Regions from separate parts of the Homo sapiens genome. Here region 2 is linked to region 1. A link is a loop called in an ENCODE intact Hi-C map of the cell type or tissue named here. Cell type or tissue: endothelial cell of umbilical vein. All regions are shown on one strand.

Region 1 (8,000 bases):
TAGATGCTGGATCCCCACAAAAAAGAGGAGGAAGCTTTCTAATGCAGTCTTTCATAGTGTATCAGCAAGAGGTAGACACAGTGAGTTCATCCTACCTCTTCTTCTTTACAGGAGTAGTAGCAGAAGTGGATGCTATGGTGTTGGAGGTGTTGGCATTCAATGAACCGCCAGGTTGCCTGTTTAATGACAAGAACAACAATTAATCCCACTCTCAAACTTTTTCATTTCAGCCTACCTTTGAAAAGTCTTAAATTCTACTCATATTCCTGCCTGCTCTCTGTTCATAAAATGTTTCACTTGGGGATAGAAAAACAGCCAAAAATCTTCTTCCTTAGTTGACATATTTTAGAAGTTGTCAGGTTCTCATAGAACTAGCTAAAACTAAAGGAATAGAATAAAGAAGTGATTCATAAAATGACATTAACTGTCGGAAATTCAGACAAATCAATTCTGGCGTGCTACAGATTCACATTTCTTTTATTCCTGTGATTATATTGTGACTAACTAATTATGTTGCGGTTTTTTGCATTAGAAGCATTATTGCTTAATAAAAAATTTTAAATCATACCATCTTAAGTCTCTATCTGGCATTTATTCATATATGCAGAGCCTCAAAAATGGAAGTGACCCAGGCCCATTTCAAGCACTGAGAGGTGTGATCCAGTGTATAAATTACTTTATACATAAATAGGAATTCAAAAATAAAGTAAGTTTATAAATCTGTCTGATTTGGGCTGCTTATAACCATCAGTAGTACATTCCAGGGAAAATGTGTTCCATTTAAATAGATTTTTAGCTCACCCCATGTTTTCCCAATTCAATTTTCTCTGAAGGAGGAGGCATAGATGTGAAGGGTGGGTGGGGAAGGAAGTGAGGTGTGGAGGAAGGGTTAATTATTGTGAGAGTAGAGGGAAGAAAAGTCCTGTAGGGGAAAAAATAAGGAGTCTAGATTTTAATAAAGAAGAAGAAAGAAAGGATGATCTAAGCTTTGGTGTTTGGATAGAGTAATGATTGGCAATCTTTTTTTTCTGCAAAAGTCCAGATAGTCACATTTGAACCTTTACAGACCATTTTGGTATTGTCTTCTACTACTCAACTCTGCCAGAGCAATAGGGGCATGGCTGTATTCCAATAAAATTGGCCTGAGGTGGTTTTCCCTGGTTTTTCTTGAATACATAAAAAGAAATATACTACAATTAGAAAGAATACATACAACTTTGTTACTTCCAGTGATCTAAACATGGACATGCTCCTGGTAAGAGAGAAAGAAAGCAAAGTTTGAACAATGAAGAATGAACATTTGCATCTATTTGGAATTATTCCTGAATTTAGAGTTTTAAAAGTTAGACACTGGTGAGAGAAAGAAATAGAAAGCATCATATTTTAATAAATTTCATAAGATGATTTCATGATTTTGTCTCTTGTACTAGATTCCAAAGAATTTTTTTTCTTCTGAAAATTTAGTATCTTTTAAGCCCAATATTTTTATTTGTTGGGTTCAGTAATTTTCCTTAACAATAATAATGTAAAATTTGCATTTGCACCTATTTCATAATTTTGCCACCAGGACAACTTAAACAGAAACATAAATGTGGTAAGAATGGTGATTTGGAGCTACAAGTGCTCTTGATTCTTAAGCTAAACAACAAGGTTTTATTCTAGCCATGAACAGGAGTAATGATAGAGACTAAGAATTTACAGAAAGATATCAAGTAGGATTGAAGAATTGCAAGTACATAGGTAACACTTAGAAAAATATTATACTTGAGCCTTTCCCATAGTTAGTAGATACTGGTACCTATTGGTTAGTTGGTTATCCAAGGTATTGGCCTTATATGTTTTAGCAGCATCATTTCTGTCTGAGATCCTTTATAAAGAAACAAGACAAAAGTCTGGATAAATATTTAAATTATCAAACTCCTTTCAGACCATTTTCATGCTAGAATAGCTTAACAACATAGCCTTTCTCTAGTAAAGAGAACTATTTTTCAAGTGTTACATTTTAGAAAATTTTTAAATAAAAAGAAACCACTTATGACAAAATCTACTTATGAGGTTGTTTTAATATAGTTTGAAATTTTATTTTATTTTTTGAGATGGAGTCTTGCTCTGTTGCCCAGGCGGGAGTGCAGTAGTGTGATCTCAGCTCACTGCAACCTCTGCCCGCAGGGTTCAAGCTATTCTACTGCCTCAGCCTCCTGAGCAGCTGGAACTACAGGCACGCACCCCTACGCCCAGTTAATTGTTGTATTTTTAGTAGAGAAGAGGTTTCACCATGTTGGCCACACTGGTCTCGAACTCCTAACCTCAGGTAACCCATCCGCCTCCACCTCCTAAAGTGCTGAGATTACACGTGTGAGCCAAGGCACCCAGCCTGAAATTTTAAGTGTTATGCCTTTTGCCTGTTTGTCTTTCTGACTCATTGAGCATTTAACTCTATTTTCATTTTCATTATTTTCTAATGATATATCTTGTCAATGACAGTACTTCCTATGTCAGTAAAAGGCATCAATGAACTACTTGGCTTTTTTTTTAAGGTTTGTGGCATAAACAATATTATGTGTTTGCAAAACACATTTTCTTTTCTTTCTGAGCAATCAGGGAGACCACATTTTCCAACCTTCATTGCAATTAAGTTGGGGCCATGTGATTGAGCTCTAGACTAAAGAGTGTGGGCAGATACGTTATCTGCCACTTCCAGACCCATTGTAAAACCTCCTGGTGGTCTTCCTTGTTATTTATTCCCCCTTCTACTATGGCTTTGGTATGCATGGCAGCATAAATATGGCGGCATTAAAATATAGAAAGAACTTAGGTCCCTGAGTCACTTCATGGACTCCAGCAAATCACATTGGACTCTGATGTGTCAAGTAGTACCTTATAGTGTGTTAAACCATTAGATTTGGAAGAGAGGAAGCAGATTTGTTAAAAAGTTACTCTACCTTGACAAATTAGTTTACTTTGACTAATACATGTAATGAGTCCAAATGATCATTAGAGATTTTAATCATTCTAATCTCATAGATCTAGAAAAGGTGTGTTCATCTGCTTCTTGAGTCAGAAAGCACAAATAAGGAAGGTTATCATTATATGCCAACGGTGGGATCTCATAACTTCGGCCCCTGTTCCTTCTTTCCTTGTCTCATACCTAGTACTTCTTGCTGGTCATTTGATATGTTTTTTCTACTCTCTAGAACATCCCTACAAGGTAGGTATAATGATTTTCATTTTATAGATAAATAAATGGAGTCTCAGAGTTATTGCATGGCTTTCTCTTGGTAACACAAGTAGAAAGTAGTCTATCTCCCAAATCGTTCACTGGGATCCAATGTCATATATTCGATTCTGTAGTATGATTGTTCCCAAAACTCATATATTAGGTTAACAGACCTTCCTTTACTCTTTAGTCACCTCTCATAGTCTCTATCATGCTACCCGGGGAATAAGTCTATCAATGGTAATGGAGAGAACTCTAAACCACCATTCCAATATGTATGTTGATTTCTTATTGCTGTGGGAGATTAATTTTGTATTTATCCTGGAAATTAAATTTCTGTCAACTTGTGATATAAAATAGGTTGTTTTAATAAAAATCTGTCTTGGAGACTTGAAATACCAAACAATGTAATTAGCAGCATGATCAGAAAAGCCGAAGGAGAAGTTATACTTTCACAATGGAGCACTAGAGGGCCTCCTAACCTAGGTTTTCCAAATTAGTTATAACCCACTGTCTCTGGATGCTACATACACATTTATTTATGTCTCTTTTGCACACCTCACATTTTACACACATAAGTATATTTTAAAGGGAACTTTTCAAACGTAAACTCAGTACTTTTCTCATATTCATTAAAACAAGTGCATCATTATTAAAATGCAAATGCACACATACCAGATATATTTGATCATCTTCCTCCTAAAATTATTTCATGTCTTACATTTTGGAGTGGTCTGTATTACAGAAGTTCAGCTCCTGCTAACAGGACTTGCCTTTCTTTACTAACCCCTGTGTTCTCTTCCTCAAATCTATTTCCACATTTAGTGCCTTGGGAATGAGCTGCCAGGATACTTTGCCCAAACATACCACTAAAGTGTGTAAATAGATCATGTAATCTCTGGGCCTGCTTTTGAGGGTATAAAATGAAGGGCTTGAGCTATATTGGTGGTTCTGAATCTCAGCTGCACATAAGAATTACTCTATAAGCTTGAAAAAAAATGCTTGAGTTCCACCTCAGGCTAATTAAATCAGAATTTGGGGAGTGAGGGGTAGTAGGACCAAGGCATCAATAAAGTTTAAGAGCCCACTCAGTGGTACTAATTTATAGCTAAGGCTGAGAATGACCTAACTACATTGCCTGTGAGGTCTAGTCTATTTCCCACATTCCTAGGCTGTATCTCGGCTGGCCTGACATAAACGTTCAGATGCACAGCCTACAAAAGCTTAGGTTTTCCACCTTACTTGAGTCTCAATTATCTCACTTTAAAATTCATTCCTAGAAATAGGGTTTCCTTCTTCAATTAACCATCTGCAAGACCAGGATGAATGGACAGAGGTATTTTATATACCTCTTCTCTATGCACCGCTGTGGAGATGAGATCTTGTACATATACTACAAACTCATTTTTGACAAGGATGATAATTTTTAAAAGAGAAAGACCAACTCTTTAGGATACCAGCATTGATTGTCCTCTATTAGGGTGACTGACTTGAAAGCCTAGGAATAATGCAGAAGGTATATACATTTGCTACATTAATCAACACTGGCATAGTCTGAGTTTAGAATCTATTGGATGCTGTAAGTTACCATGTATTTGCTTAAAACCCAGTAGGTGCCATTTTTGCCTGCAATTGCAGCACATCTTTAGCTGCAGGGAGTAAACTCAACTAGCACTGGCTTTGGGTACTTATGGTGCCTATTTAATAGGAGTCCAAAAGACTCCTATTAAAGATGCTAACTTTGTCCTTTACTTATGCTTACTAAGCGCCTCTACCAAATCTAAACTAAAAATTTGATTTGTGGCATTTATACTTCAACCTGAATAGAAGTTGCCCTATTTTCCCTGTAGAGATGAGCCCTTTCCCTCCATGTAAGAAGGAACTAACAGGAGGCACACACGTTGGACTCATTCTATCAGCCCTATGGAGACTCCAGTGTCAAAAGAGTATTTTCACCTTCTAAAGAGAAAGTAAAGAGCTAACGTCTCTGTCCTGGAGTGGATTGAAACTATTGTATTATTAAAATTTACAGTCTCTCCATAAAGCAGTTGCATGGACTAACGTTTTTCCACCATCAGTGTGGAAGAACCAAATGTTGGAACAAGGATTATACATATTCGCAAAAAAAAAAAAAAAAACCTATATTGAACTAACAGATTCTGCACAGTACCCACCCTAGCTGTACTCAAATCAGTGTCTCTAAGAATATTTCATATCAATCTACTATTAAAAAGATTTTGGAAATGCATCTAGCCAAGATTTAGTGAGATCTGAAGAAGATAATTCAATTCTTAGAGCCCTCCATCCCTGGGAATAAAATATCAGTGATTCAAACCTTATTTTGGTAAACTTTTAAATACTTCATAACTTTATTAGAAAATGTATTTAATATGTTATGCATTCCATTTATATGGTTCAAAAGCCCCTTACCTGTCCAAAGTGTCATCAGAACTGTACCGACTAATTGTAGCTTTTGGCACATCTCTCTCATTTACTTTCCTGTAGCAAACATAATTACCAAAAAAAAAAAAATCAAATCAATTACAAAAAAAAAGTTTATAAAACCTATCATACATATGGCAATATTTTGACCTATTTCAGTAGGAAATATACATGTTACCAAGGAAAGATAGATTTCTAATACCCAAATCTTCCAACTTGGATAGAATAAATTATGGAAAATCCAATATCCTATGCTAATAAAAGATTCTTCTCTGGCTTCTATTATTTCTGACAACAATGTAACATATTCAAATTAGGGGTAAGGATACGTAAATCATACAACACAACAAACAACACAACACTCAAAATGTTTAATAACTAATATGTACTCTTGTCAATGTTGTTTATTTCTACATAATAGGAACTCAATCTTTTATACTCAACTATATTTTGTTTGCAGAGTTTTAGCAGTGCCATAAACCAGCACCATGGACTAAATCCATAAATGCTTTGTTTAATATTCAGCACCGTGGACAGGGTTGAAAGAAGGGAACTTACAGGCAGAAGGAGGGGAAAGACAGGAAAGAAAGGAAAGGAAAGGAAGGAAACAGGAAAAGCTGGGGAAAATGAAAAGGAGAAAGTGGGAAGTGAGAGAAAGGAAGGATAGAAGGAAAAGAGGAAGAGAGAAGAGTGATAGGAAGAAGAAGAGGAGAGACAAGGGCAAAGAGAGGAGAGCAAGACAGATGAGCAAAAATGGGGGGGGAATTTAGAAAATAACAGAAAAGAGGATAGAAGACTCAGTAGAAGGAATCGTGATCATGGAAGCAAAGGAAAGATCCTGATCAGATTGATCAAACATTTAAAAAAGCCTGTTTAATGCCTCATATAACCCTATGATATAAAGCAAGCAAGCTCTTTGGAGAATTCCCCATTATTTATTGTGTTTGTATTTCTAAGTATCATTTAAAGCCATCATATCCAAAGTATTGCATTAGAATAAGTACTAAGACTAGATACTAAAGATTTAATTTTAAAGTTGATGTGGCATATTTTCATTAAGCAACTATTTGGATGTACTCAATATAAAAAGGGCTAGGAATAGTGCAAAAAGCATATTTGCTATATTAGTAGTGGAGAAAGTAACATTTGCTATATTAATCAACACTGTTGTACTGAGAAATATAAGGAAGTCTAGAATAAAATAACTATAGCTGCTATCTACACAGAGCAAGACGGATAAATCAGGTATGTACATCCAAAGACAGAAAGTAGTGAGTGCCATAAAAGAGGTTTGGGTAAGGTGTAAGGAAGTTCTAAGCTGAGAAAGCTGATTTCTAGGTATACAAACCAGAGGAGGCTTTATGGAATGAAGTGCAGTTTGAGCTGGGCCTTGGAGGGGAAATAGATGTGAACATTTTCGAATAGAGGTAGAGGGAACAGCATCAGTTAAGGCAAGAAAAAGAGTGAAGAAAAATGCCAAATACAACTCCCCCAATTTTTAATACAACCCCAGAGTGAAATCATGGTGTGGTTCACCATCGTGTGTAAATGTGTAAATGCAAGCAGGTGCCGGAGGGCCATCTGTCCCCTTGCAGAAAACAGCCCCTCCCCAGACACCATCACTATGTCTCTAGGTGGCCGTTGTCTTCCTACTGCTTATCACAATAAGACATGTTTCAACATGTTATTTTCATTCTCTCCCCTCCCTCACTTTCAACTAGGATGCAAGTTCTGTGGAAGCAGGGACTTTGTTTTGTTTGCAGCTCTTAACACAGCTACTGATGCACAGGAGGCCTCCTACAGGTGCTATTTGGCTGTCATCCTTATTTGACATGTTTAAATGATCTACCAGAACATGTACATGGTCAAACTTTCCAATTGTGGATAATATGAAGGTATTATCTAAGGTGATGACAGTGTATTATTTATTTTCCTTTATTTTCAGACCCCACTCATGCCAGCTCTCTGCACACATTGTCATCTCTGCTGGAAGTGCTTCTTTCCTTGCTCCATGCCCACCAGCCAGCCTTGCCCATTTGGGAAATTTTTCCTCATAATCCTTCAAGCATCATCGCCAACACCAAAGACCACCTCCTTGGTGAGATCTCTGATTATTTAGGCAGAGTTAGTCTCCCCTCTTTTCTATTCCCATAGTGCACTCACACACCTCTACTATAGCACTTTCCGTGATAAACTTTAGTATTTTCATTTGTGGATATTTTCAGGTCAAAGATTATGTTCTATGCATCTTTGTATTCCTGGCACCTTGCACAATGCTGGCACATAGCAGGTGCTCCAAAGTGGCTGTTCAGTGGGCATCAAGGTAAAGACATCCTCTGCA
Region 2 (8,000 bases), 57 kb after region 1:
TGTTTTTGAGACAGAGTCTCGCTCTTGTAGGCCAGGCTGGAGGGCAGTGGCGCGATCTCGGCTCACTGTAACCTCTGCCTCCCGGGTTCAAGTGATTCTCCTGCCTCAGCCTCCTGGGTAGCTGAGACTACAGGCATGCACCACCACACCCGGCAAGTTTTTGTATTTTTTTAGTAGAAACGGGGTTTCACCATGTGTCAGGTTCTAACTGAGGTGCAAGGGGAGTCAGTGGGCAAGTGGCAGGTAGCTGGAAAAACACTTGAGGAATCGTAAACAATTTCAACATGGCTCTATTCTGTGGGCACCAGCAAGCCATATGTACAATGTTAGCAGGGTAATTATACCTTTTACAGACAATAGTGGCTCCAAGCCAAGCACGAGCTCATGTGGGTGATCATCTAATGTGCCTCACATGGCCTGGTTACATAATGTGTGGGGTCGTGCATCTGCTCTCCAAACACGCTGAGTAATGCTGCACCAGAAGGCCACCTCAGCCTACTCCTGACTAAAGCGCAGCCATTTTTCTTACACTATGTTGGCCAGGCTGGTCTCAAACTCCTGACCTCAAGTGATCTGCCTGCCTTGGCCTCCCAAAGTGCTGGGATTACAGGCGTGAGCCACCGCACCCAGCCAGAATGGTTTTTATTAGAATGAATAACATGTTCTATGTAAGATTAGTTGTGTTTAGTATGGGTGTTTTGCCTTCAATTCTACTTTGGTACTCCTTAGGACTTTGGATGAAAAACTTTCATTGTATTTTTGTTAGAACTTGACTTTTCCATAAACCCCCTCACCCCCCAAAAAAGAAAGAGAATATCTCTATTATTAGGAAATGCACAGTAAAATATTTTAGGGTAAAGTGATACTGGGGTAAAAAGCCATGATTTGTACAATTTATATTGGTAAAATAATGGTAAATCGTGAAGAGTCAAGACAGCAAATTACAAACAAATGACATAAAATGATGACAATAGATGAACCTGAGTAAAGGGTATAAGAGATGTTCTTAGTGTTATTCTCATTCTTGCAACATTTTTCTAAGTATGCAGTTATTTCCAAATAAAAAATTCAAATTAAAAATCAGACTGGGTGCAGTAGCTCATGCCTGTAATCCCAGCACTTTTGGAGCCTGAGGCAGGTGGATCACTTGAGCCCAGGAATTTGAGACCAGCCTGGGCAACAGGGTGAGACCCTGTCCCTACAAGAAATAATTTTTTAAAAACACCTGGACATTATGATGCATGCTTGTGGTCCCTGCTACTCAGGAGGCTGAAGTAGGAGGATCACTTGAGCCTGGGAGATCGAGGCTGCAGTGAGCCAACATTATGCCACTGCACTCCAGCCAGGGCAACAGAGTGAGCCCTTGTCTCAAAAAATAATAATAATAATAATAATAATAATTCTAATGACATATGCAGTAACACCAAATATTCTTCCATGGATTCCTCATCTCTCTCCTGTAACCTGGACAACTCCTCCTGTTTGTCCTTTAAAATAATCTGCCAAAGCATTATTTCCTCTATGAATACCTTTGGCAACACTTTTCTCTAAAAAGAAACTCTTAATATACCTTTCATGTCATCTGAAATTGCATTTATACCTTAGTAACAGAGTGAAAGTAGCAGTGACTTAAACTAGACAGAAATGCATTTCTACACCCAACTTGAGGGAGAGTCAATCCAGGGTTCTGCTCAGTAATCAGTGTCCAGGGTCCTTCTATCTTTGTTCCCTGACATCCTTTGTACATGACTTCCATGCTTAAGATCACATCATGCTTCAGGGTGTCTGCTAGAGCTACAGCCAACACATCCGCATTCCACAACCACATCACGTCCACATTCCAGCTAGCAAGCCCCAGTCATTTCTCCCCAAGCTAAGGGAACTTTTCCCCAAATTCAACCCAAAAACTTTCATTTGCATATTATTAGCCAGAATTTAGTCCATGGTCACACGCAGCTACAAGAGAGGATAGAAAAATGGGGCCTTCAGCTGGATATTTTGCCACCTGGTATAGAATCGGGTTTCTGCTATAAGAAAGAGAAGAAGAATTAATACTGGGTGGGCAATTATCAGTCTATGAACACCTCCCATTGTGATATTCACCATTATTTTATACATCTTCCATTATGTCACATTTTCTTTGTTTTCATGTCAATATGGCAAACTACAGGATAAATTTTTAGATATGAAATGTCTATATTCATGTCTAGTCCCCTGATGCTAGCTCAGGCCAGTCACATGGTAATTGCTCGTGTAAGGTTGAGGAAATTAAGTGAACTGATAGGCAGCCATTCGAGATATTCCAAATGAGTACAATTTACATTCCACACAAGTATCATTCAATCATGGAAGACTTTGAGAACTGACTTCTCAAAGTTTAATTTGGTTATAAAATCTGAGTTAATTTTGGCAGTGACAAAATTCCCTGATGATTATAGGTCATAGAATGTAGAAGATATCATACAACAGAAGGTTTTAACAGAAAAATATAATTCTTTTCCTTAGCCTCAATGACTCTGCCCTCTTTTGTCTCTAAATGCTGAGAGTTCCTTCATTTCAATGTTAAAACATTTAATGTTAAGTGATTTCTAACCTCATGTAACCAATCTATAAGGAAGTGGGTTCAGGAACAATTTAAATGGCATTCTCAACAATGAGCAGCATAATAGGAAACAGGAAGCAAAGATGTCAGATTTCTAAGTGATGTTTCATCTTCTCAAGCATATGATTCTTGGCAGAACCCAACCGATCTTCAGAAACGAGAAAAAGGTCAATCTTTCTATGTGAAAGCACTTAACTGGAAAAGAATTTTCATCCACAGGAAGAAAAAACCTTCTGTAGTTGTGCTTTTACTATGTGTCAGGCAAGTTGCCAGATACTAGAGGCAGAATGGCATAAAAGAAAGAAAAGACCCTTAATTTTATGGAATCTTTAGCCTCATAGAGTTCTTCCAGCTAGTAAGTAGTAGAGTATGTTTTCAAAGATTGTCTGCCTTTAAAACCCACGCACTTCACTTGATCTTAGCCAAAAGGCCAGGAAGCAATAACTCACTCACTTGACCACTGTATTTTTGGATTAAGAATTAGTCCTTCTTATACATTTCTATCTTAAATTTTGGGTCTACAACCACATGAGAGCTTAAAATCCTAAACCGTTACATTCAGTACTTATGATTTCCATTGAAAAATGAAATTGGTGGTAATGGTAATTGAACTGGAATAACTTTTTTAAGTAAAACAGAATGTTCATTGATATTTTCTCTCGTTTTAAAGGCTCACTTCACTGAGTTCTATATAAATAAGTTACCAAAATTTTGGAGTTCTCAGATTGCTCTATGATCATCTCAACATAGCAAGCAACACTCAACTGCAAAGCAATCATTTGGATATTCTTTTTCTACTTGACAGCAAAAATTCATATTCAATTTTTTTCCCTAAGTTACCCAGAAAAGTTGGCACTGTGGGCAGCCTCAGCACAGTTGCCAGACATACTGGGGAAAAAAAATTACCCGAAAGAAAAGGTGGGGCTTCAGAAGTAAAACAAAAGCCATGCCAAGAAAGATAAACACACACCCTCCTTTGAAGATTATTGCCAAGTGTCTTTAAAATCATGCCAAAGAAAGCATCCCATCCAGGTTTACTTCATCTCAATCTCTCCTGTTCTAACTCTAAATAAGCAGGCTGTCACTTGCAGCTCAACAATTCTACCTTGAGCTTTAAAAAGGTATTAAAGAACTTATTGCCTGAAATCAGAGCACTGTTTTTACTGTGTTGCCTGATTCTTATCTGATGGAGAACAGTCAAGAATGGAATATAAGGCGTCTGGTCACATATTTGAGACCACAAAAGATCAGGGTGGGACAACCTCACAGTACATCATGTGTTCCCCAGATGGTCCATTGAGTACCTTCTTCTTTGAGAAAAAAACAAAAGCATCCCTTACTGGTTGTCACACGTACATTCTCTAATTAATAATAGGTCTATCACTATGGGAAGTTGTCCAGCCTGAAATGTGAGATCATCAAACCCTAGAAAAGCCATAAAAATATCATTTCGCTATGTATACCCGGCATTCTGCCAAAAGAAATTGTAAGTGCCTCTGAATCACTGCTCCAGAGCACCAGCCCACAGTGACCACAAAGCATATGCAGTCTCACCTAGAATGATCAGCAAGATAATAATTCTCCCTGGTAATAACACTTGCTGTGGTTGCAAGCCCTGATCATTGTTCTCTTTTTTAAAACTAGGGGAGAGACAAATGCTCATGAGTAACTGTAAATGTGACAAAGGATGATGTCTCCAGGTCAAAAATGGACTACGTAGTCCATTTTTTATGCATTTCCCCCTTCTTAAAAATTACTATGAGTTACGCCTGTAATCCCAGCACTTTGGGAGGCCGAGGCGGGCGGATCACGAGGTCAGGAGATCGAGACCACCCCGGCTAAAACGGTGAAACCCCGTCTCTACTAAAAATACAAAAAATTAGCCGGGCGTAGTGGCGGGCGCCTGTAGTCCCAGCTACTTGGGAGGCTGAGGCAGGAGAATGGCGTGAACCCGGGAGGCGGAGCTTGCAGTGAGCCGAGATTGCGCCACTGCACTCCAGCCTGGGCGACAGAGCGAGACTCCGTCTCAAAAAAAAAAAAAAAAAAAAAAAAATTACTATGAGTTATTGCATAACAAAGTAAATTAAGTGATTATATTAAGTCATTTTAGTTAAAAATTGTTCCAACTTGAGCCTAATGCCTGCCTATGATTATAGTTTGTAGCCCTATTAAATTCAGGACCACCCCCCGCCAAGCCAAAAAAAATTTTTTAAAAAAATAAGAACTAGGCAGAAGACATGGAAACAAACACAATCACAATCATCTGCTTGGTTCTGAAATCTGAGTATGACCAAGAAGAGGTGTTTAGCGGTATTGGTGGGATCGCGGAGTACAGGGGATTCAGGACTTTATGTCCTAAAAAGGAGCAGTAGTACCCAAGTTCTAAAAGGGACAATAAGAATGAATCTAATCAATTTCTTTTTAATGAATAAATTAATTGAATTGGACATCTCCATATAAAATACCCATGCACTTTTCACTTTGGGGCACTAGAGGGAAACAAAGTAAGAAAAATAATGAAGCCTTGTGTATCAAGCTGCTAAAAGAATACTTTTTTTTTCCATGTTCATGAACTCTTCTGTTACTTTTGGTGGGAAATGGTATTCACATGGTAGCCTAGTTTAAAAAAATACCATTTTGGATTTGATCTCACAATACTTCAAGCCCACTTACCAGGAACAAACCTACAGCCAGAACCTCAAAAGGTCCATTATCTTTGGTTAAGTCAGAAAAAAAAAAAAAAGTGAAGCAGTAAGTCAGCTTTGAGAAGGATGCAGGTGACAGAAGCCTATTATTTAAGGCTTAATTAAATTCTTTTTAGGAAATTACTTTCCCAATTACATGTAAGAACACATTTTTCAATGTTATGAGGGTGGGAAGAGGGAGAGGTTCAGAAAACAAACAAACAAAAAGCAGTTGGGTACTATGATTAGTAACGGGTGACAAAATAATCTGTACACCAAACCCTCAAGTAATGAGTTTACACATATAACAGACCTGCACATGTACCCCAGAACCTAAAAGTTAAAATATAAAAAAAAGAGCAGGAGGCAGCAATCCACTTCTGACTTTAGCTTCCTTTTTAAAGTGCACCAATAGGAATGTCACTGCTTTCAGAAATGGAAGAAAAAGAAGCACTATAATTTAGTACACACATTTCATTGCCATCTTCTCATAAATAAAAAGTGTTCTGGGATTTCTTTTGTTTGTTTGTTTTATGTTTTTTGAGATGGAGTCTCGCTCTGTCGCCCAGGCTGGAGTGCAGTGGCGAGATCTCGGCTCACTACAAGCTCTGCCTCCCAGGGTTCACGCCATTCTCCTGCCTCAGCCTCCCGAGTAGCTGGGACTACAGGCGCCCGCCACCACGCCCAGCTAATTTTTTGTATTCTTAGTAGATATGGGGTTTCACCGCGTTAGGCAGGATGGTCTCGATCTCCTGACCTTGTGATCCGCCTGCCTCGGCCTCCCAAAGCACTAGGATTACAGGCGTGAGCCACTGCACCCGGCCGTGTTCTGGGATTTCTGTTGCTGATGATAATAAATATCAGGGAGCTCTTTGGGGAGTCTCCAGTCTTCAACCCTCCCTACTGTGGTCCACTTCCCTCTTCAAATGGACAAAATTTCAGGTGAAGGAAGCCTTATTTTCTAACTACTATGACAGTGATTATTTTTAATCATGTTTTATATATGGAATATTTTTATGGTTAGTTTAATATTGAGGTGATGATAATGTTTGAATTTGAACTTGTCATACCCCTCAATTCAATCAATTTTCAAATCTAGGGATTAGTCTTACTGAAAGGAAAAAACCCCACTGGGTTCCTGTAAATTTATTCAAAGCATTGTTGAAATAATACTTGATTTAAAAATGTATATATTCAATGTGTACCTGTATGTGTATGTTATAGAATTGTTTAGAGCCAGACGTTGTTAGGACAGAAAAACAAAGGGGTAAATTTTTTTCTTATGTGCACTGTCACTATAAAATGAAAACATATTTATTTTGAGTACCTCTGTAAATTTGGTATTTATTTGCAAGGCTGAATGAGTATAAACTTAGTCCTTAGTCCTTTCTGAGTCTTCAAAATCTGGGGGTTTACAAATTCAGTGGTGTTTGGTGCCTCTAAATTTTCTTTTTTTTTTTCTTTTTTTTTTTTTTTTTTGAGACGGAGTCTCGCTCTGTCGCGGCCAGGCTGGAGTACAGTGGCACGACCTCGGCTCACTGCAACCTCTGCCTTCCGGGTTCAAGCAATTCTCCTGCCTAAGCCTCCCAAGTAGTTGGGACTATAGGTGCGCACCACCACACCCAGCTAATTTTTGTATTTTTTAGTAGAGATGGGGTTTCATCATGTTGGCCAGGATGGATCTCTTGACCTCATGATCCACCCCCATCAGCCTCCCAAAGTGCTGGGATTACAGGCGTGAGCCACTGCACCTGGCGGGTGCCTCAAAATTTTCTATATAGCAATAGACTCTGAAAAAGTAACACTGAGTAATAGTAATGACTCTGAAAAAGTAACATTGTGCTTGCTTTTTATCTATTTGCATGTTTCAAAACTTAATAGCTCTTATAAATTCTATGGGTTATTAGAATTAAAATAACAACAACAACAGTAATAATGGTAGCATTTTATCTTTTCATCTTCAGGTTTTGTGTTTGAGATACTCAACTAATAGTTACAAACGCAACAAGTCATGGCCTGTAGAAATTTGCCTTAAACAGAGAAAAAGATGTAACAACATATTGTAAACACACTTAACAGTGTATATAGGTATTACTAGAATGTAAGCTCCACGAGCGAGCATAGCAGCTTTTATTGCATTACTGCATGCTGTCTGCCTATCACAAGGATAGTGCTGAGCACAAGGGGGGCACTCAATTTTGGTTGAATAAATGTCAGTAAGGTTTGACCAATGGAAAATGGAAGATTTTTTCCTCACTTTGAAACAGAAATCATCCCTAACAACTAAATAAAATCAACAGAAAAGTTTAAATTGCATAAATTCTGGATGACTCCCGTATCGGCTAGTCTGAACTAGCCAGTCACGGTACCCTGGAAAATGGACTGATGACTGAAAGCCTCATACCTGACCCTATGGGAGTGGGCATGGGAGACATTGAAAAATTAAGTGGGAAAGATCATATTAAAGATTGATCTTTAATTAATTAATTAATTAATATGATTAAAGATCATATTAATGATTTAATATGATTAAATCCCATTTTGGATATAAACTGAATTTACTCTAATTTTATAGATAAGAAAATTGATTTGCTCTAATTTTCACACTGGCAGAGATGGGACTTCATCTCTCTGAACCCAAAACTTGTGGGCTTAACGGCCCTTCTAGATTAAGAGCATTTAAGCCAAGGTTAGGAGCAATATATGGGATGCAG

The links. A loop is a pair of places that touch in the nucleus more often than their neighbours do. Peaks named below come from ENCODE experiments on the same cell type or tissue, not always from the same donor. Only the 100,000 strongest peaks of a DNase experiment are listed, where the experiment ranks them.
Region 2: it touches region 1 in a loop (4-fold over the local background); 50 of 110 quality-filtered maps call a loop at or near these places.

Annotation. Positions count from the first base shown.
Region 1 is chr13:77,561,547-77,569,546 of GRCh38, reverse strand. SCEL (sciellin) reads right to left here. Exons shown (of 33, transcript NM_144777.3): 5 at 5,648-5,716; 6 at 1,799-1,867; 7 at 1,214-1,252; 8 at 96-176. Among named protein-coding and RNA genes, the nearest start is that of SCEL, 30 kb to the right of the region's middle. In endothelial cell of umbilical vein, a CTCF peak has its summit at 3,671; a DNase peak (open chromatin) is centred at 3,686; H3K27me3 peaks cover 463 bases.
Region 2 is chr13:77,504,155-77,512,154 of GRCh38, reverse strand. No RefSeq gene overlaps it. Among named protein-coding and RNA genes, the nearest start is that of SCEL, 28 kb to the left of the region's middle. In endothelial cell of umbilical vein, a CTCF peak has its summit at 5,093 (motif pointing right); DNase peaks (open chromatin) are centred at 2,654, 3,534, 4,044, 5,104 and 1 weaker place; H3K27ac peaks cover 2,568 bases.